Regions from separate parts of the Homo sapiens genome. Here region 2 is linked to region 1. A link is a loop called in an ENCODE intact Hi-C map of the cell type or tissue named here. Cell type or tissue: heart right ventricle. All regions are shown on one strand. Each heading gives the region's core, and the rest is flanking DNA. Links, peaks and the distances in the headings are about the cores only.

What was found. A loop is a pair of places that touch in the nucleus more often than their neighbours do. Peaks named below come from ENCODE experiments on the same cell type or tissue, not always from the same donor. Only the 100,000 strongest peaks of a DNase experiment are listed, where the experiment ranks them.
Region 2: a loop joins it to region 1, with 2.0 times the contacts of the local background. A loop is called at or near these places in 14 of 110 quality-filtered maps.

What each region holds. Positions count from the first base shown.
Region 1 is chr7:16,690,387-16,700,665 of GRCh38, reverse strand. BZW2 (basic leucine zipper and W2 domains 2) reads right to left here. Exons shown (of 12, transcript NM_014038.3): 8 at 5,662-5,832; 9 at 3,605-3,751; 10 at 2,480-2,618. Among named protein-coding and RNA genes, the nearest start is that of BZW2, 49 kb to the right of the region's middle. In heart right ventricle, for the core only: a CTCF peak has its summit at 4,842 (motif pointing left); no DNase peak of the experiment used is centred there.
Region 2 is chr7:16,629,126-16,639,404 of GRCh38, reverse strand. It overlaps ANKMY2 (ankyrin repeat and MYND domain containing 2), which reads left to right. Exons shown (of 10, transcript NM_020319.3): 2 at 2,950-3,014. Among named protein-coding and RNA genes, the nearest start is that of ANKMY2, 11 kb to the left of the region's middle. In heart right ventricle, for the core only: no CTCF peak of the experiment used is centred there; no DNase peak of the experiment used is centred there; H3K4me3 peaks cover 303 bases; H3K27ac peaks cover 3,441 bases.

The DNA.
Region 1 (10,279 bases), core at 954-8,953:
TACACTTTACACCAGTGGTCCTGGTACAACAGTCAGAGCATCAGCTTGGAAACTTGTTAAAATGAAAATTCTCAGGCCCAACCCTGGCCCTACTGAATCAGAATCTCTGGGGGAGCTGTGTTTTATAACAAGCTCTCTGGGTAATTCTTAGGCATATTAGGAAAGGAGTGCTTTAACACTCACTGTTTACTAAGTCTCCCTCTAGGCATATAAAACACGGAATGAGAGCATCCAAATCTTTACAGAAACAAATCAAATACATGTCTCCTGGTGCACAAGTGTTTGGTGGACAAAATAAGGTGAAAGTAAAAATCTGGCAAAAAAGAGACAAGATGGTAAACATAGTTAACACAGTAACGCTCTTAACGGTGGTATGGAACAATCATTCCTCAGGGATTGCATGTTCTCCAGAGAAAACATGGAATCATTTCACTTAAGAAAACAGACTATATATATCATTCTGTGGAAAATTACAAAATTACCTAGAAAATGGTATTGAAAATGTTAGTTCAGTGATGTGTTTTAGGTTTACATTTTTAAAAAAGTTTCCCAATTTCATTTCCAAAAATAACTAAGGCAGAAATAAAATTGATGTTGACACTCACCCTTCCTGTGTTCCCTGGGGCCAGGTCATACTTGCCACAGACCTCACTAACTTTAGGTTATTTAAACGCTGATTACCTAGTTAATCAATGAGCCTAAGAGCTCATGCCTCTTCTTTTTACTTCCTAGTGCTTACTTCTTGAGTTATTTTCTAATTTCAGGTCATACTGACCCTTAGCATCTGGGGCTGATGAAGAAGAAAAAACTCAAAGTAGCCAGTTTTACTACCTGTCAGTAGTTGTTATAAGAAGTCTAAGTCTAAAGGAAAAGGAGGTTGGCATTAGTGGTTAAAATGAGAAATCTGAAGGATTTTAATAGTTCATGTGCCACCTAGATGTCATTTCCCGTAACAATGGGTTTGCTGATTCTTTGTGATTTCATTACAATAATACGATAGGGTGCTCCTGAAGATGAGACTCCGACAACGATGTCTCAGTTAAAAAAAAAAATTGGTGAGAAACACTGGTTGGGTTATCTTTTATATGACAAGAAAGCAAACTATGTTCAGGTAACTAACTAGTTTACGAACAGTTTGGTTTTCCGTAGTGGAAAAAATTGACCACCCTCAAAACAAATGTGAAACCTGTCCCATAGGTCTCTCTGCCAGTTTTACAAATGGAGCCAGCTGTGGCCACAGAAGGTTGGGCCCCACTTCTCGTTCTTGGCTGCTGGGTACCATCTATGAATTGGTAACATGGCTTGCAGGTTTGGTTCTGATGGGTGGATCACTTTGGGTATCATTGGGTGGGGCCTAGTTTTAGGACACTGCTATCTTATGACTAAATCCAAGAAGACCCAACTCAGGTCTGGTTGGAGAAAATACCAATTACTGAACTTCAAGTGGCAATGGGTGGCCATCATATTTTCCTCCTGACTATTATAATTGTTGCTGAATACCTCTGTGCCCTGAAAAAGTAAAATATCACCCAAACACTTGTGGACAAGATTCATTCATTTGAGGAATCTACGTGGCCAATAAAAATTCATTGTGAAATGCTATTAAGCATTTTTAAAAGAGCTATTATTTATCTAAAACCTTTATTTTCCAAATTCCCAAGATATAATTCAAAAGAGACAAATTTAGGAACACATGAAAGGGAAAATAAACATTTGGCTGGTATTATTTTAACTTTTCTGATATGATATTTATGAACATAATAACATAAAATAAACATGTTATAATGTTCAAAATGTACCACTTCTTAAGTGTTCCTTTTTCTCCCTCACAAAACTACATAAATGTAGGCCCAAAAAATAGCCTAGGACATTTCTGTATGCTGTAGGTATACAGATTGGGATCGGTTAAAACCTTTAGCATTCATATTTTAGTGCCAGTTGTCATAGCAACCTAATCCTTATAAATACAATGAAAAGACAGTAAATGTGAAAACCTAAAAATAGCCATTCCCTTGGAAAACAGGAGAATGGCTGGGCCAAGTAACTAAAATACAAAGTAAAAAGGCTAATTACTTCAGTAATTTTAAAGTCAGATTTATGGTACCTAAAAGAGTCTGAACATAATATATATACTATTTTGATAATCATTGTTATTAGAGCTAATCCTTACAATTCAAAAACAGGCTCAATTTTATATAATTACATTTTTTTTCCACCAACCCCAAGAAACAATTACCAGTTCATCTACCAATGAGAAGTGCCCAGGGGCCTAAGCAGGGTTTCCAAGGCAACGCATATATGGCGTGTATGCCTCCTCTCTCTACATGGTATGGTTGCCTCAATAAAACTTTCACAAATTAGCATCTTGCTGTCCCTCTCTAAACAGAGCCCCATGACCTCCTCTGCCTCATTGCCTGCTCTGCCTCTCAAAGAGCTTCAGCAAAACACAGAAGCACAGCAGTGGCACGTGGATGGATACCTTTATAAAAGAGAACCACAATCTTCTGAAAGGCTTTCATGAAATGGATGTTGTCGTAGCAGTATTCCTGAACCTTCTGGAGGAGGATCAGCTCTGACTGGCCTTGGGAGCTGAACACGGCCAGCAGGGGAGCATATTGCTAGAACAGAAGTGGAGAGTAAAAGCCGTCACTTGCGTGGGAGGTACAGAGCCGACACTGCTGGAACTATAACAGTAACCTGGAGGGTTGCTTAGAAAAGACTGACTTTCAGGATTGACACCTTTTATCATCATATTGTGCCCAATGGGGTGAGGGGAACAGAACAGTAGGAACAAAGCAGTATAGTCGACCTGTGAGGGAACTGGGAAGAAGATTCACATTTTTTCAATGGCAGAGCCACAGTCCAATAATACAATGGATATTCTATGAGGATATGACCTCATTTTCGAAATATCCCTTAGACATAGCAGGCCAGCAATTATCTTTAATATAGGCAGATTCTCATATTTGGTCTCTTAGTGGGTACAGGGAAGGAATCTTGATGAGCTGCTGGGATAAAAAGCATTCATTTAGAAATATCCTTGACTTTCTGACACTGAGGCATAGCCATTGTTTTTCTGAGACTTACTCAATTCAATACTTATCTCTTCCAAAGGGCCTTCCCTGATCAAAGTAACATGGACAGTTTACTCACTGCTATGTTCTCATGAACGCTGGGTGCAAACTTGGAAAAAAATTAGGAAGTATATGTTTAGTCTGAGTCTAGGGTAATTGTAGTTGGAACCCATTTGTCATACTCTCAATTAAGACAAATTTGGGCCCGGCGTGGTGGCTCATGCCTGCAATCCAACACTTTGGGAGGCCAAGGCAGGAGGATAGCTTGAATGCAGGAGTTCAAGACCAGCCTGGGCAACACAGCGAGACTACATCTCTACCAAAAAATGAAGAAATTAGCCAGACGTGGTGGCACGCGCCTGTAGTCCTAGCTACCTGGGAGGCTGAGGAGGGAGGGTGGCTTGAGCCCAGGAGTTCAAAGTTGCAGTGAGCGCAGATCGTGCCACTGCACTCTCAAACAAACAAACAAACAAACAAAAAAAGCTGCAGTTTGCCCTTGGCTGGGTCAGTTCCTTGCTAAGGGCTGTTACCTTCAGGTGCTTCAGAGCCTGCTCTGCAACAAGTTCTTCCTTCTTGTTCCACTCAACAGCGTTCATTATACATGTCCACAGAAGACCAATCACTGCTGTTTCTGGAAGATCATTCCTCTTCATTTCTTCTTTGACATAAAGCACCACCTACATTACATGGAAATGGGGTCAGAAAGTAACAGGCAGATGGAGGGCTCCCATCTCCCCGCTAGCTGCCCAGTCAATCAAGGTTTTGGGGCAGCTAAGAAACAATCTGCTTAGCTTCTCCTTTCCTTGTCTGCATTCTCAGACTGGAAGAGGGAGAAAAACTATAATGATTTGTTCTCAAAGCAAATTTATTTTTAGTCCCAAAATTAATAGGCTTAGCTCTGGCCAGGAGCTGCTGGATAATGTGGAGTAAGAGAGGATTTTTGTTTCCTCATAGAGAAACCCCTTTGAGTCTAGTAGAGTAGGGATACTTGAGCCAGTTTGACTTTTTGGAGATTTAAAGAAGGCAACAGCGTTGTGAACTTTTATCCCATCCCTAAACTTTAAAACCTCTTGATGGATACCATCTTGGGTTTGTACAGGTCCATTCTCCACAATTTATTCTTCAATGATTACTTTTGATGATCCTTATGCCCCATCTCAGTGAAAAGTTAATTTGTAAATAAATTGTAAGTGCAAAGGCAATTTTTAAATTTCATATACATCAATTCAGCAGTATTCAGCAACTTATTTTCTCCTTTGAATTATGTATAAATATGCAAATTTATACTCAACCCTGAGAGTATGGAATATAGGCTTGCCTAAAATTTATTTGAAAGGCTTTTTCCTTTTAAAATAAAATAATAAATAGAGGTTTGGGCCTCAGAAGTGATTGAAAGTCATCGTATATCTCCAGCATACTACTTTGTGAGTAGTAGTAACACCTTTTTTTTCCCTCCCTTTTCTTTTTTGCTGGAAACACATTGCTTTCTTGACTTCTGGCCTGGAGTGTAGAAATGCCAGCAGTGACTTGAGCAGCCTTCAAAAGCAGAAGGAGCCGGGCAGTCCCAGTCCCTGTGCTGGCTGGAGGAAGCCACATAAAAGTGTGACATCCTGGCATCTACAAGCATCACAAGGCTTTTTATGTTTGCTTCTTTTCCCCATGGAAAATAATGTACAAATTCTTGCTTGGAGAAATATGATTAAATATACTGCTATCCTTAATACCATGAGACTTAAGAATATTTGTCATTCCAACACCTCCACCTGCTGGATAGTATCAGTCCTACATTCTCCAGGCTTCAACCATGTGAGCTGCCAAGCAGGGCTTGGAGCATGGAAGGAGGTGTGGGTCAGGCATTTTAGAGCACGTGGAAAAAAAGAAAGGACGCTTTATATTAATTTTTAAATTGTTGCATGAAAGATTTTAAAACTTCAAATAGAAAGCTCTCTCCAGATACACTAAAAATAAAAAAAAGATATAGTCATTGCTTTGTGAACTATAGCATGTATATATAAACTATGTATATGCGTATTATAAAAAATATAGCTTTTACATTATAGGGAAACACAGCTCTTCCAAGTGTGAGTGGGATTAAACAAGTCACTGATCCAACTAGTCTTTTCCCATGACAGGAATTCAAACTTTTTTCAAATAAAAAGCCTGTTACATATTCATACAGAGTGATGAACAAAAAATCCAGTGTTAATTCCAAACACTAGACAAATGCTTAATCAGGTTAGATAACCTGCAACAAAATTTTAAAACTACCATATAATGGGCTATACTGATAGTGGATGGTCAAATCTCTTTGACAGATGAAATATTTTGAAAATCATAGCAGCCTGGTAAAATAAGTCAGTTGTGTGGAAATCACTATTAATTTCTGGACCATCCTAGAGTGTTAACAAAAATGGAGGATTCTAAATCAATACTTTGAAGCTGAGTTAATTTAAATGGTAGGAATAAGTGGACAAAGTTTACAGCAATAAGCATAGGACAGACTTGTTAAGGAAAGCCTTTGCTACACAGCCCATGTAATTCCTCTCATTCATGTGTATTGAGGTGATGTCTGCCCGTGGTCTCCCACCTCCTTGATCGGGCATTCCTGAGAAAGACGCTCCTGGAGCTCCTTCTGCAGTTCCTTCCTGGTGCCCAGGGACTGCTGGACTCGGAGGAAGTCGGAAAGCTCCTTAAGACCTGCGTCAGTGAAGTATTTAGCAAAATGATCCACACTCTGTCTGTTAACTGGAAAGAGTTCCTGAAAAAGGGAAAAAAGACTGCTATAAAACAAGCCATTCAAATTTCAGCAAGCATAAAGGACAAAAGTCTTCATTTCACTTAGAATATCTCACATTTGGAAGAAAAGAATAAAGACTGTTTTACAAAACAACAAATCTCTGGTATATTTACTGAGCTAAACATCTTCTGAAATCAGGCAGTTTCACAAAGAAAAAGAAAAAAAGGGTAAGCAATTGAGATAAACTTGGACCCTACTGTGGCAATACTGAGAGATGAGGCTTTTAAAGAGTTACTGGATTATAAGGGCTCTGCCCTCATGAATGGATTAATCCATTCATGGATTAGTGGGTTATGTTGGGAGGGGACCTGGTGGCTTTAAAAAAGAGGAGGGGAGACCTGAGCTAGCACACTCAGCCCCCTCGCCATGTGATACTCTGAGCCTTCCTGGGACACTGCAGAGTCCCCACCAGCAAGAAGGCCCTCACCAGATGCAGCCCCTTGACATGGGACTTAGCCTCCATAACTGTTAAGAAATAAGTTCCTTTTCTGTATAAATAACCCAGTTTCAGGTATTCTGTTATAAGTAATAGAAAAGGTCTAAGACACCTACCCTACCAACTCTAGTTTATTACATAATTCTGATGGAAATTTTCAAAAAGAGCAATATACCATAGCTGCTCTCATATTTTCACCTCATTTCCATTTTACCCTACACAGTTTGGCAGAATCTCAGTAACACTTAGTCATGATCTAATCCTGGGTGAGTTCAACTCCCATCTATGAAATTAAGATGATTTTCAAAGTTCTCACATTTTTCAGACTGCTGCAGGGTCTAAAAAATATATCCAAGCTTTTGTATTGGTTAGACTTGCATATATATGGCCAATGGCTATGTGGTTCCAGAAAGAGCCTCAGTAGATCTGCAATGGGTTTGCCACCACCTATAGGAACACAGCTGGAGGGCTCCTATGTCAGGATTCAAATTTCAATGTTCTATCATCCTATTAATTTCCCCTGTTGAGTCATATGTTTCAAAAATGTCAGAAGAGAGCTGGTGGGAGCAGCTATCAAACACGCATTCATAATAAAGCAAACATTTTATACCACACTGAAACTGCGTCACTGATATTTCCTCTACTGCTCCACATCTTCCAAATCTGCAGGGAAGGGAACTAATGTATTTTTATTGAGTTTCTTCTATGAATCAAAATGTACTGGCACTTTCCTCATAATAACTGTGTAAAGCAGACATTTTTCTAGACGGTAAACCAAGTTTCAACAAGGTTAAGCAGCTTGACCCAATTTATGCCACCAAAAATATTTAAGAACAGAGCTGTGTGCCCCCAAGTCAATACTTATTCCATTACTCTGTGCTAGCATTCAATATTCTATTTAGGAAGAGTGTGACTGCAAAGTTTGATTTAAAGTTATGTTCAGAGCAATATGCCATTAAACATATCACTCGTAGTTCACTTATGAACTACATTCCAAATTCTTATGAATAGTATATAATACATTGAAAATCATTATTCAGATTAAGTTGAGGGGAAGCCCGTCTAAATCATACCATGTCATTTTTTGACTTGGAACATGGTTTGTATTTTTTTAGAGAAACCATACCGTGGTACAAATCTGTATCATCTCATCCCTAGATTAAGGTCTCTCTGCTTTTGCTCTTGCTCCTGAGTCTATTCCCAAAGTGACAGCAAGAGTGATCCTGTTGAGAGTCAAAATCACATTACACACCATTCTGCAGAGAATTTCCAAAAGTTTTCTATCTTATTTGGAATACAAGCCAAAGCCCTAGATGATATGGGCCTTGCTACTTCTCTGAGCTTATCTACACTTTTGCTCTCACCTGCTCTCCCCTTGCGGTCCCCAATATCCCATGCCCCAAGGCCTTCCCATTTCCCATTCCCTTTGCCTGGAATGCTCTATGTGGAGATATTTAAACAGTTCACTCCACACCTCCCTCAAGTCTTTACACCAATGTCATCTTATCACAGAGGGCTTTCCACCACTGAAAGTTACAGCCCACATTTGGAAGCTCTTTAACTCTTTCCTACTTAATTTTGTTTTGTTTTGTTTTGAGACGGAGTCTTGCTCTGTCACCCAGGCCGGAGTGAAGTGGCGTGATCTTAGCTCACTGCAGCCTCCACCTCCCGGGTTCAAGCAATTCTCCTGCCTCAGCCTCCCGAGTAACTGAGATTACAGGTGTGCACCATCACGCCCGGCTAATTTTTTGTATTTTTAGTATAGACAAGGTTTCACCATGTTGGTCACGCTGGTCTTGAACTCCTGATCTCAAGATATCCACCTGCCTCAGCCTCCTGAGGTGCTGGGATTACAGGTGTGAGCTACCACACCTGGCCCCTACTTAATTTTTACCTTTATTATAATACATATTTTACGGTTTTTAGTTTATGGCCCACTCTCCTGAAATAGAATATAAGCTTCATGAAGGAAAGGGTCTGTTGGTTTGGTTCCTTTCAATCTCCCCATCTCTTGGAAGTTTCTGGCATATAATATAATCGATACATACTTATTGAATAAATAATGGAAGAGATCAATATCTTTGATTTCTTAATCACTATTCTCTTTGTCAGTAATAAGGGTTGGCTTCTCCCATCCCCTCACCTCTCTGAGTTGCTATAAATTGCTCTTTCTTCTGTATTGTAATAGTGGGTGATAGCTAAAGTCTAGTAATACACAACTTTTCCTAAAATGTAGTAGTTCACAGTTAAAGAGAATTTTGTTGTATATGTTCATAAAACAAAATTTCCTCCTAAAGAGTGGAACTGACTCACTAGTTCCTCATTCTTTTGTTGATTCAACAAATATCAGGCAGGCATAGTGCATAGGCAACTACGCTGTTCTCACCCAGTTTATATGTTTCTCGCAGAAACCACCACCTATGTTCCATATATATACACAAACACACACATATGTACACACACACACACACACACACACAGAACCTAGTAAAAACAGCTAAATGACATGTGTTTCCAAAAAGAAAATGAATTTTATAAATGAAGCCATCTAATTAAGCTAACCAGGCTATAGTTGTGAATATCTTTAAGAAAATTACTGCTTTAAGAAATAACCGGATAGATTGTATCTTTGTTCCCAATCATACACCTTCTCTTCTTCAAAAGAGTATTAAGAGAACCCCCTCCTTGCTATGTCTATCTGCAGAGGTGGAGAAGCAGCCTATTAGTGGATTGGATTTTCCCAATCTATTGCCAGGCATGGCAGCGTCCATAGGTGAGTTTTTAAGGTACTTGAGACGTTCAGTTCAGTCTCTGTGTTCTGGTACTTTGCCATGAAGACAGAATGGCCCAGATGGGAGCTGCTCCCTCAGCCTGTGCCCGAATGAAAAGGCATGTGGAACTAAGCCAGGCTTAGCCAAGATAGAGCTAATCTATAGACAACCCACAGCCTCATGGACAAGAAATATGTTCCCTTCATATGAACCTCCACCTTCCTCAGCAACCTATTCACTTATCTTCTGTGACTTTTGCTTCTGTTTACAGGGATTTGCCCTAAGTCCACTAGAAAGTAGGTTTCACGAGGGCAGGCAACTTTTCTATCCTGTTCTCTACTGGCTCTGCAGCTTGTGGTACCATGCCCAGCACAGGGTAGACATTCAGGAAACATGAGGAATGAAAATTATTATGAACTAGAATCTAGACTTCTGTACCTTTTTTACCATAATCTAAAAACTTTAAACACACAAATCTATTTAAGGTAAACTTCAAGAAACAAAGTATTCTTAAGTGATTTAAATTGCAAGTATTTACATTTAAAATTACTTTCATGTGTTCTTGAGGAAAAGAGATAGTCTTAGAATTATCTCATGGGACTGGACCCTTGCACACTGAAACACATTGGAAGAGAACAACAGAGAACAGGCCAGGTGAAGAGATGGCAGCGCTGTGTCTTATTTTTACACTTCATCCTAGAACTGTAAAAGCAATTCCACCTGGAGAAATCTTGGCATTTCACAGCTGCTGCATCAAGAAGAAAGAAATTGTAGGGAGCAGATAGAAATTACAAGAACAAAATATTTTTCTGGATTTTCTTAGAAAAACACAAAGATGGAGAAATAAAAATATAATCAAGCAATTGTGACACAATTAACTTGTTTAATTTCTGCAACAGCTTAAGTATTTCCAGGGAAATCTTGTTTAAACTTTTATTTTGTTAGCAAACTATTTAACACACATTTGAGATTAGCACAGTCTGACTGCTACTCAAGACAGACATCACAAGTATTTGATTAAGTGAGATTGATGAAATTTTTATCATATTAAAACCTTAAAATGTCTAGAAAGTTATGATTATAGGCTGAGTGTGGTGGCTCACGCCTATAATCCCAGCACTTTGGGAGGCTGAGGTGGGCGGATTACTTGAGGTCAGGAGTTCAAGACTAACCTGGCCAACATGGTGAAACCCCGTCTCTA
Region 2 (10,279 bases), core at 697-8,696, 61 kb after region 1:
TGTTGTTTCTTATCTCCAATGAAGGTAAATGTTGGCTCCTTGCACATCCCTTCTTATAGTACTCTATCTTCCACCCCCAGCAGTTTGTTAAATCAGATTTAACATATTTATTTCCCAGAATAAAGCAATTAATCTTTTACACTTACTTGTAAAATATTATTTAAGTCTACTATGGACAGTAGGAATGACATAAAGTAAAAATCCTTCTGTGTGAGCCATGTGTTTCACATTTCCATGCTATTCTGGACCTTCTATAATTTCCGACTAATGTCATTACATTGTGAACACCGAATTGGAAATCATCACAGTTTTTCCTCTTGGAGTGTTTTGCTCATCCATGTTCCAAATCTATTTTTACCCTCTAGAAGCCCAATCTGTTTCAGATTATTTTTCTCATTCCAGCCCCTGCATTTCAAAAGGCTAACCTTAGTGTGATTGTGGGTACGTGTACATGTAGGATATAATAAGAAATATCTATTTGGTCTCTGCCACTGGCTCCTAACACAGAGCTCCTAAAACCCTTATAATCTCCTGAACAATGGGGTGCTAGGTGCATCTATTGTTCTAATATTTGGTCTTTGACCCTGGTACCTGACACAGAGTTTCTAATCCCTTGGAATTTCCTGGGCGTTAGAAATGTCTTTTGTTCTAATGAGGCGACTGTTGGATAGCTTCAGGATGGGGGCTGGTCATGAGAAAGTCCAAGCCATGATTAGAAGGTTGAATTTTTCAACTCCACCCCTCCCCGCATCTTCAGGAAAGGGAGAGGAGCTGAAGACTGACTTAATAATAGGTCACACCTATGTAATCAAGCTTGCATAAATATTACTGAACTACAGGTTGCAGAGAGCTTCCAGATTGCTGAACTCGTGGAAGTTCTTGGAAGAATGAGTGCCTGGAAAGAGCATGGAATCTCTGTGCCAAGTGCCACATACCTTGCTCTTTGCCCCTCTTCCATCTGGCTGTTCATCTTTGTCCTTTGTAATATTATTTGTAATTGATGGGTAAATGTAAGTAGTGTTTCCCTGAGTTCTGTGAGCTGTCCTAGCAAATTATGGAACCTGAGGAGGGGATCATGGGAACCCTGATTTATAGCCAGTCAGAAGTACAGGGGCTTATGATTGGCATCTGAAGTGGGGACGGTCTTGTGGACTGAGCCCTTGACCTGTAAGATCTGACTAACTTTAGATAAACAATGTTAGAAATGAGTTAAATTATAGGATACCCCATTGGTGTCCAATGGAGAATTGCTTGGTGTTTATGGGGGAAACCCCATATATCTGGTGTCAGAAGTGAAGGATTGAGACTATTGAGTGAGAGTTAAGCAGGAGAGAACAGTTTGTTTTCCATTATACATGCATCATCTTTAAAATATATTGTTCCCTTACAGAATATGTTAACTTAGATTGTTGGCTATTTGGCAAACACCTTAGAGAATTATCAGCCTGTTCTCTAATGAGAGCCAAATGTTTATGATCTTAATCCCCATTCTACTCTTCCCATGTAGCAGGTTTTGACATGCTTACAATCACTATAGTATTCTCCCTTTCTTGCAAAAACATCTCTTGGGCAGATAGAAAAAGAAAATAACTTTGGTTCTCAGTAGAGAATGGGATTTGGATGAAGCATCTTCCTCAAGAGAAACTGGGGTGCGGGGTTTTTGTTCTGGTTTTATTCTTCTATAAAGATTTTTGAGAAAGTCTCTGATGAGAAGACACAGATACGAATAAGGTTTCATGTAGAACTGGCTCGCATGCTCACACACACAAGAGCTTTGCCCTTGCATAGCGATTCAGCCAGTGATACTAACTGCTTTCAGATGGAATACAGGGTCAGAAAAATGCATTATTTATAAAAAAAATAGCTGCTATCATACTCCAGGGACGTGTAGATCATTCACTTGACATTTTCCCAACAGAGCTACTTCTCTATCTAGGAGATGTTTCTGTTTTTTCTCTGTTGGTGAGGGGAACTCAGGTGACTTGCTTAAGAAGTGGGTCAGAGAGAAAAAAGCATGCTAATCTTTATTTTGCATTTCACCTTTAACTCTAGAAGGCTAGCAGAGTTTAGCACAGTCTTGCACTACAAGTCTAAATTTAAAGAGAGGAAATAACCTGATTGGGAGACTTACCTATTCTTTTATGTTCTTTTATAGGAGAGGCTTATCTTAGCCTTTCTCCCTCAGCACATTCAATTTCATTCTTCTCTTCCCAGTAAAACCAGAAATTTCTTGGCAAAATGTGTGGCTGGCTTGTACTAATGATAATAGCAACATTCTCTCCTGCAAGTATGCTTCTGTCATTATGCCTTATAGAAGACTGGAAAAACCTGACAACTTTGGCCCAATTATAGCTTCTTTCCAAATTTACAGAGGAGTGACCTTAAGGTTTACATTAGTTGACTTTCAGGGTGGTGAGTACTGATCATAGAGCACTGTAATGTAGTACTAGGCATTGAAGATGTGTTTCACCTAAGTATTTCCAAACCAAGCACTCTATTATAAATATGTCATCAATTCACAAGATGTGGTGCTGACAAATTATATAAATACTGACTGCATTTTGAATTCCAAGTATTACATTGACTGGAATTTAAGCTTCAGATGGTGATTTGGATTAGATACCCTTTAAGATTTTTTTTCAGTATTAAGTCTTATGCTTTGTGGTTATTGTATTACCGCCAAAAGGAAAATGTGGCCAATGTAATATACTTTAAGGTCAGTGAAAATAAAAACAAGATGGAGCTATTTTTAGTTTCTGTAAATCTATTCTACTGGACAATTACTTTGTAAAATAAATAGTATGTGATTGGATGTTTCATTTCTTAGCAACCTACACTGACTAGATGTACTCTTACAGATAACTCCTTAAGGTTTATTTCCTTGATGTTAGATTTTTCTCTTATTCTAGTGACGAATAACCTTACTTTTCATCTTTTTTTTTTTTTTAGGTACTGTCCAAGAAGCTGGAACATTATTATCCAGCAAGAATGTTCGTGTCAACTGTTTGGACGAGGTAAGATTTTAGAAGTTTAATAAAGGATTTTACTTCCTATAAGAAGAGATAATATATCCTTTTTTTTTTTTTTTTTTTTTTTTTTTTTGAGATGGAGTGTTGCTCTTTCGCCCAGGCTGGAATGCAGTGGCACAATTTTGGCTCACTGCAACCTCCGCCTTCTTGTTTCAAGTGATTCTCCTGCCTCAGCCGCCCAAGTAGCTGGGATTACAGTCACCCACCACCACTCCTGAGTAATTTTTCTATTTTTAGTAGAGACAGGGTTTCACTATATTCACCTGGCTGAGCTCGAACCCTGACCTCATGATCCTCCTGCCTTGGCCTCCCAAAGTGCTGGGATTATAGGCATGAGCCACCACGCTCAGCCTTCAAATCTCTTAATACAAGTTTTTTTTCTAGCATTTTTGCTCATATTACACTAATAATTCCTAAACTAAATGTAAGCAAATAGGTCATAAAAGAAAAATAAGCATGTAAAAATAGTTTAGTCTTATTAGTAATCAAATAAGTGCAAATAAAGTCAAAATCATATTATTTCTTGTCAAGCATGGGGAAAAATGGACTTTTAAATGCTAATGGTTAAGTGTAAATTGATGTACTATTCTGTAGAAAATTTTGGAATATGTATCAATTTTAACTGAGTATATTATTTGATCCAGCAACTTCAGTTCTAGGGAAAGTTAAGTGAACCTAAACTCAATTTCCTAGAATAGTTGCTTCTAAAATAAGTTTTGGAAATGGTGGTAACATCTGAGCATTACAGTAGCCATTGGCCATGTGTGACCATTAAACACTTCAAATAAGGGAAGTTTGACTGAGGAAATGGATATTTAGATTCCTTCATTTCTTTCGGTTATTAGCAGCTTTATTGAGGTATAATTAATATATAATAAGCTATACATATTTAAGGTGTAAAATTTGTTAAGCTTGACATATGTATATACCTGTAAAACCATCACTATAATCAAGATAACGTAGATATCCATTACCTCAAAGATTTCCTCATACCCCTTTGTAATCTCTCCTTCCTGCCCTTCCCCACCCACTCCTGCAAAAAGCATTAATTTGCTTTTAGTCACAATATATTAGTTTGCATTTCCAAGAATTTCATATAAATGAGATCACACAATAAGTACTCTTTTTTTAATCTAGCATCTTTTATTTAGCATAGAGATTCACCCATGCTGTAGCATATATTATTCCTTTTTCTTGCTGAGTAGTTTTTTTTGTTGTATGTGTATACCATAATCTTTTTATCCATTCATCAGCTGTTAGAGTTTTGGGTTGTTTCCAGTTTGGGGATGATTACCATAAAGCTTCTATGAACATTTATGTACAAATGTTGGTATGGACATCTGTTTTTATTTCTTTTGAATGATTTATCTTCTCTTTATGGGTTGTATGTTTTTATTCTTTCCATGTTTGATTGTTTTTTATTGGGTGCTAGACATTGTCAATTTTACCTTACTGGGTGCTGTATGATTCTGTATTTTGATAAATACTCCTGAGCTTTTTTTCATGAACACAGTTAAGTTACTTGGAAGCAGTTTGATTATTTCAGTTCTAGTTTTTAATGTTTGTTAGGTGGAACTAGCAAAATGCTCAGTAAAGGATTTTTTTCCTGGTGTTGAACTAAGGCACTTCCTTGTCCTCTATGCAATGTTCTCAGATGCTTGAGGTTTTCAAGCCTGGCTGGTGGGAACAGGCACTCTTCCTGGCCCTGTGTGAGCACTGGATGCTATTCCTTGTAATGCTGTCAGCTAGTTATTTGCCCAGGCTTGGGTAGTTTCCACATACGCGTGTGTTGATCAGTACTCCAGCCAAACACTCTGAAGAAACCCTCTGCAGATCTTTAGAATTCCCTTTCTGTGCAGCTCTCTTCTCTCTTTTACTCTTCCTGGGAACTTAAGCCAACTTGGTGACCCTGGATGCTCAACTCCATCGCCTCAATGCAGTCTGCCAGGCTCAGTCTGGCTGACCTCTCCATATACTGTAACCTATAAACCCTCTTAAGGTTATAAGCTAGGCAATTGCAGGAGCCAATTCAGTTGCTTTCCCTTTCTCAGGGATCATGTGTTTTATTGCCTAACCGACAGTGTCTTGCAAATTGTTATTTTGTCTGTTTTTCTGTTACTCTAGGAAGAAGATAACTCTGGTTTCTGTTACTATATCTTGGCTAGAAGTACCGGTTTCTAATTTTGTTTAATTTTAATTAATTAGAAGTTAAATTTAAATAGCCATATGTGGCTAGTGGCTACTATATTATATAGCACAGTCTAGTGCTAAAAAGTTCATTGAACTTCAATTTCTCATGCAGAAGGGAAAGGGGTTCTGTTAACTCTTTACCCACACATGGGTAGCAAAATTAATATCAGACAAAATAAAGTTTAAAGCAAAAAATAATTATATGGATATTCTGTCTTATATATTAAATTAATAATACACCAAGAACATAATAGCCTTAAGCCTTTTCTTATAAACTTATCAGCTATAGGCATTGAGGTTCATAAAGAAAAAAATGATGGTGCTCAAAGGAGAAATCTGTAAGATCGCAATAGCACCTTTTAGAAACTAACAGATTAAATAGAAAAAAAGTAACATAGGATGTAGAAAATTTGGACAACCCAATTAACAGTACATGGACTGTATATTAGCAGAAAAAAATAGTATATCTTCTTTACATGTAACATTGATAAAAATTAATCCATGTATTATACTATTTTATAACGGAAATTGTAGCTTATTTCAGACAGCTTTGCTAAATGTAGTATAATACATTCGAAAAGAAACAAAAATATAATCCAAATAATGAAGCACATATCTTGGAATTTGTTTTTTTGTCTCTAAATAATTCTCAGGTTAATGAAGATATAGGAATAAAAATTGCTGACTGTTTACAACTGAAAATACAACATTTATCAAAAGCTTTGTTTGCTGGCCAAAGTGATACTCAAAAGAAATTTTGTAGTGTTTATCATTGCACTTTTAATCTTTATGGTGTTCTGAGCTTTCAGTTCATGAAATTATTAAAAGAGTAAGTATACTAAAAAAAGAAATGATTTAGAAAAAACAGAAATAAAAAATTTTAAAAGCAGATAAACATAAGCAACAATATAAAAATAGATAAGCTGGAAATAATCAAAATTAAAAACTTTTGTGTTTCAAAGCGTACCACCGAGAAAGTGAAAAGACAGTCTACAAAATGGGAGAAAAATTTTATAAATTATATCTGATAAGGAACTTGTAACTAGAAAATAATAAGAACTTCTACAACTCAATAATAAAACAATATATAACTCAATTAAAAAATGAGCCAAGGATCTGGATAGATATTGCTCCAAAGAAGATATACAAGTGATCAATACATAATGAAAAAAGGCTCAACATCATTAACCATCAGGGAAATGCAAATAAAAAGCACAATGAAATACCACTTCATATCCACCAGGATAGCTATAATCAGAAAGGTGGTATAGCAGGTATTAGCAAGGATGTAAAGAAATTGGAGCCCTCATACATTGCTGGTGGGAATGTTAAATCGTGTAGCCACTTTGGAAAATAGTCTCGCAGTTCCTCACATGATTAAACATGGAGTTACCATATGACCCAGAAATCCTATATATATACTTAAGAGAAATGAAAACATATATCCACACAAAATTTTGCATATGCAAATGCATGTTTATAACAGCATTATTCATAATAGTCAAAGGTAGATACAACCCAAATGTTCAACTGATGAATACATCAACAAAATATAGTATAATCCTATGATGGGTATTATTCAGTTACAAAGATGAAAGAAATGCTGATACTTGCTACAACATGCATCAACCTTGAAAACATTAATGCTAAGTGAAAGAAGTCAGTCACAAAATATTGCATATTTTAGGATTCCATTTATACAAAATACCAAAAATAGGCAAATTCATAGGAACAGAAAGTAAATTAGTGGATGACTGGGGCTGAGTAAGGGAGTGGGGGTGAAGTGGGAAATGACTGCTAATGGGTATGGAGTTTCTTTCAGGGATTATGAAAATATTCAAAAATTGATTGTGGTGATGGCTGCACAACTCTGTGAGTATAATAAACCGATTTATTTGTACAAATTAATTGAGTAAATTGTATGCTATATGAATTGTATCTCAATAAAACAGGAAAGAAAAAACAGTAAAAATTATCAACTTAAAACCAAAATATAGATACAGCTTGGGAAGTACAAGCAAGAAAACAACATGTATAAACAGTAAGGAGGAAGGAAGGAAAGGAGAAAGGGAGGGAGAGAGGAAGGAAGGAAAGACGGGGGGAAAGAAAGGAGAAAGAGAAGGAGGGAGGGAGGGAGAAAGAAAAACATAACTGCAATTATAAAGAAGATTGTCATAACTTTTTTATTAAGATAACACATTTGGAAACCCATATGATCTTTGTAGAAAATTAAAATGAATATATTCATCTCATATAGAAGTAGAAAAACTGGGCCGGGCACAGTGCCTCACGCCTGTAATCTCAGTACTTTGGGAGGCCGAGGCGGTTGGATCACCTGAGGTCAGGAGTTCGAGACCAGCCTGGCCAACATGGTGAAACCCCTTCTCTACTAAAAATACAAAAATTAGCCAGGCGTGGTGGCGGGCGCCTGTAGTTCTAGCTACTTGGGAGGCTGAGGCAGGAGAATCGCTTGAACCCTGGAGGCGGAAGTTGCAGTGAGCTGAGATTGCACCATTGCACTCTAGCCTGAGTGACAGAGTGAGACTCTGTCTCAAAAAAAAAAAAAAGTAGAAAAACTGGAATAATCAATAATTGGAATAATCAATAATTAAGGAAAATTTGTATAAATATTTTTAAATCTCCTACCACCTTCAAAAGCTGCAAACCAGAGTAAGCTTTATCAAACTTTAAGGACCAGTTAATTCTCATTTTACACTAATTATACCATTAGTTTAGAAAAAGATGGGAAGATACTCAACTCATTTATTTGATAAGGCTAGCATAATGCTGATGCCAAATAGTAAGAAGTTTCACAAAACTATGGACCCAATTCACTTTATAAATACAGAGGCAAAAATTCTAAAAATGTTAGCAGGTTGATGCAGCCATCTGTTAAAAGGATTATAAGATATCATAGCCAAGTAAGGTTTTTCCAAGAATGTTAGGATAGTTCAGTTTTAGAAAACCTTTCAGTGTAATTCACTATATTACAGAATAAAAGAGAAACAAATAGGATCACCACAACAGATGCTAAAATGTATATTATAAAATGTAATAACCTTTGATGGTATAAACTAACAAATTAGGATAGAATGACTCTTCTGTAACCTGATAGGTTTGCAGAAACCTTCCACAAACTTTAGCATCATATTTAATGTTCAAATAGAAGTACCAGAATCAAGACAAGAAGCTTCCTATGTGTTCCTGAAGATTGAGTGGGCTGCAGACAGACTTGGCCTCTGTGATGATCCTTGAACACAGCACAAAGTTTTTTGCACTTTCATTCCCTTTCCCTGGAGCATCCTTCCTGTAGTTATCTGCATTCCTTGCCTCCCTAACTCCTTTCAGGGCTTTGTTCAAGTGCCACCTTTTCAGCGGGACATTCCTTGAATGTCCTCTTTAAAATAATAGTCTTCTCTTTCCCTCTGGCACTACTCTCCTTTGCTTAATGTTATTTTCTTCCAGCACTTGTATCACCATCCATCTAGTCACCTGTACTGTAAGTCCCAGGGACTTAGACTATGGGAGGCATGAAGTTTGCTTATTGCTACCTCCAATGTATAGATCAGTGTCTGACATGTATTAAGCACTCATTAAATATTTGCTGAATGAATGGATGCTGCATTTAATGACATAGAATTCCAATGTAATAACCTAATGTTGATTGATTCTTTGACTTAAGAATTATGGGAGAGGAACTTTATTTTTAAGGGGATTGTATCTAAAGAATTGTAGAAGCTTGTTTCTCATGCTATTCAGTTAAGCAGACTACCTACAAGGTTATCTTTGGGAAATGACAAGGACGTGAGGATTTTTACTCTTGCATATCATTGAGTCTAAGATGTCATAAATTTAAAAATTCATCTAGATATTTTTTAAATGAGGGGAGTGTAAACTGATGGTAATTTGTGAGACTTTAGTAAAGTGAAAATTCTGGAGATTTTAAATATAAAAGTGAGATGCATCTTAGAATTGATGAATTACAATATGATAACATTTTATGAAATTTATCACTACCTTTCTAGTTTGAGTAGAGATGGACATTTAGTATTCTGTCTGATACTAAGTTATTTCATCTTTACAACTGTAATATAATATTTTAAATTAACTTGCATCATGTATTTTGAACATGGGAATATTCTCTTCTACTTCTAGTAGATTAGCAGTATTGTTTCAAATTATTTCCTTTTCTGGATATTTACACTGAAATACTATAAAAACACTAGAATAAATAGAAAATTTATAGCATGGTGGGTTTATATCTCTATGGAGCATCAAAATTTATTAATATTACTTCTTTTTACTTTGCCCATGGGAAAGTTTTTATAAATCACATGGTACTAGAACCAAGATAATGCATAGTAATCATTGCAGTCAAAATTTATAATTTCCTTCATACTGTTCTAAATTCTTATAACACAAAATTGTACTAAGATAGGAAAGTACATGTGATATCCACTTCTTTGAAAAATAAGTGTAAATTTGTTACTTATCACTAGTTTTTTTTCTAATACCCAGGACCATCTACCACAGCACTTAAATTTGGTATCTGAAAATCATATACTGTATTATACACATGACAAAAAGAGCAGTTTCAGAGATTGCACAGCAGATGACATGATTGGGATAGACATTTACCTTTTTTTTTTTGAGACAGAGTCTCACTCTGTCGCCCAGGCTGGAGTGCAGTGGCGCCATCTCGGCTCACTGCAACCTCCACCTCCCAGGTTCAAGTGCTTCTCCTGCTTCAGCTTCCCGAGTAGCTGGGACTGTAGGCACCCACCACCAAGCCCAGCTAATTTTTGTATTTTTAGTGGAGACAGGGTTTTGCCATGTTGGCCAGGCTGGTCTTGAACTCCTGACCTCAAGTGATCTGCCCACCTCAGCCTCCCAAAGTGTTGGGATTACAGGCGTGAGCCACTGTGCCTGGCCGATACTTACCTTTCTGGAAAGAAACTCTCTCATTGGTTTGCTCTAAAAACCAATTTCTGCTAAGGTGACAGCTGGTAAACAGAAAAGAACAAGTGAGAAAGAGAAAAGAGCCAGGAAAATTTTTTTTA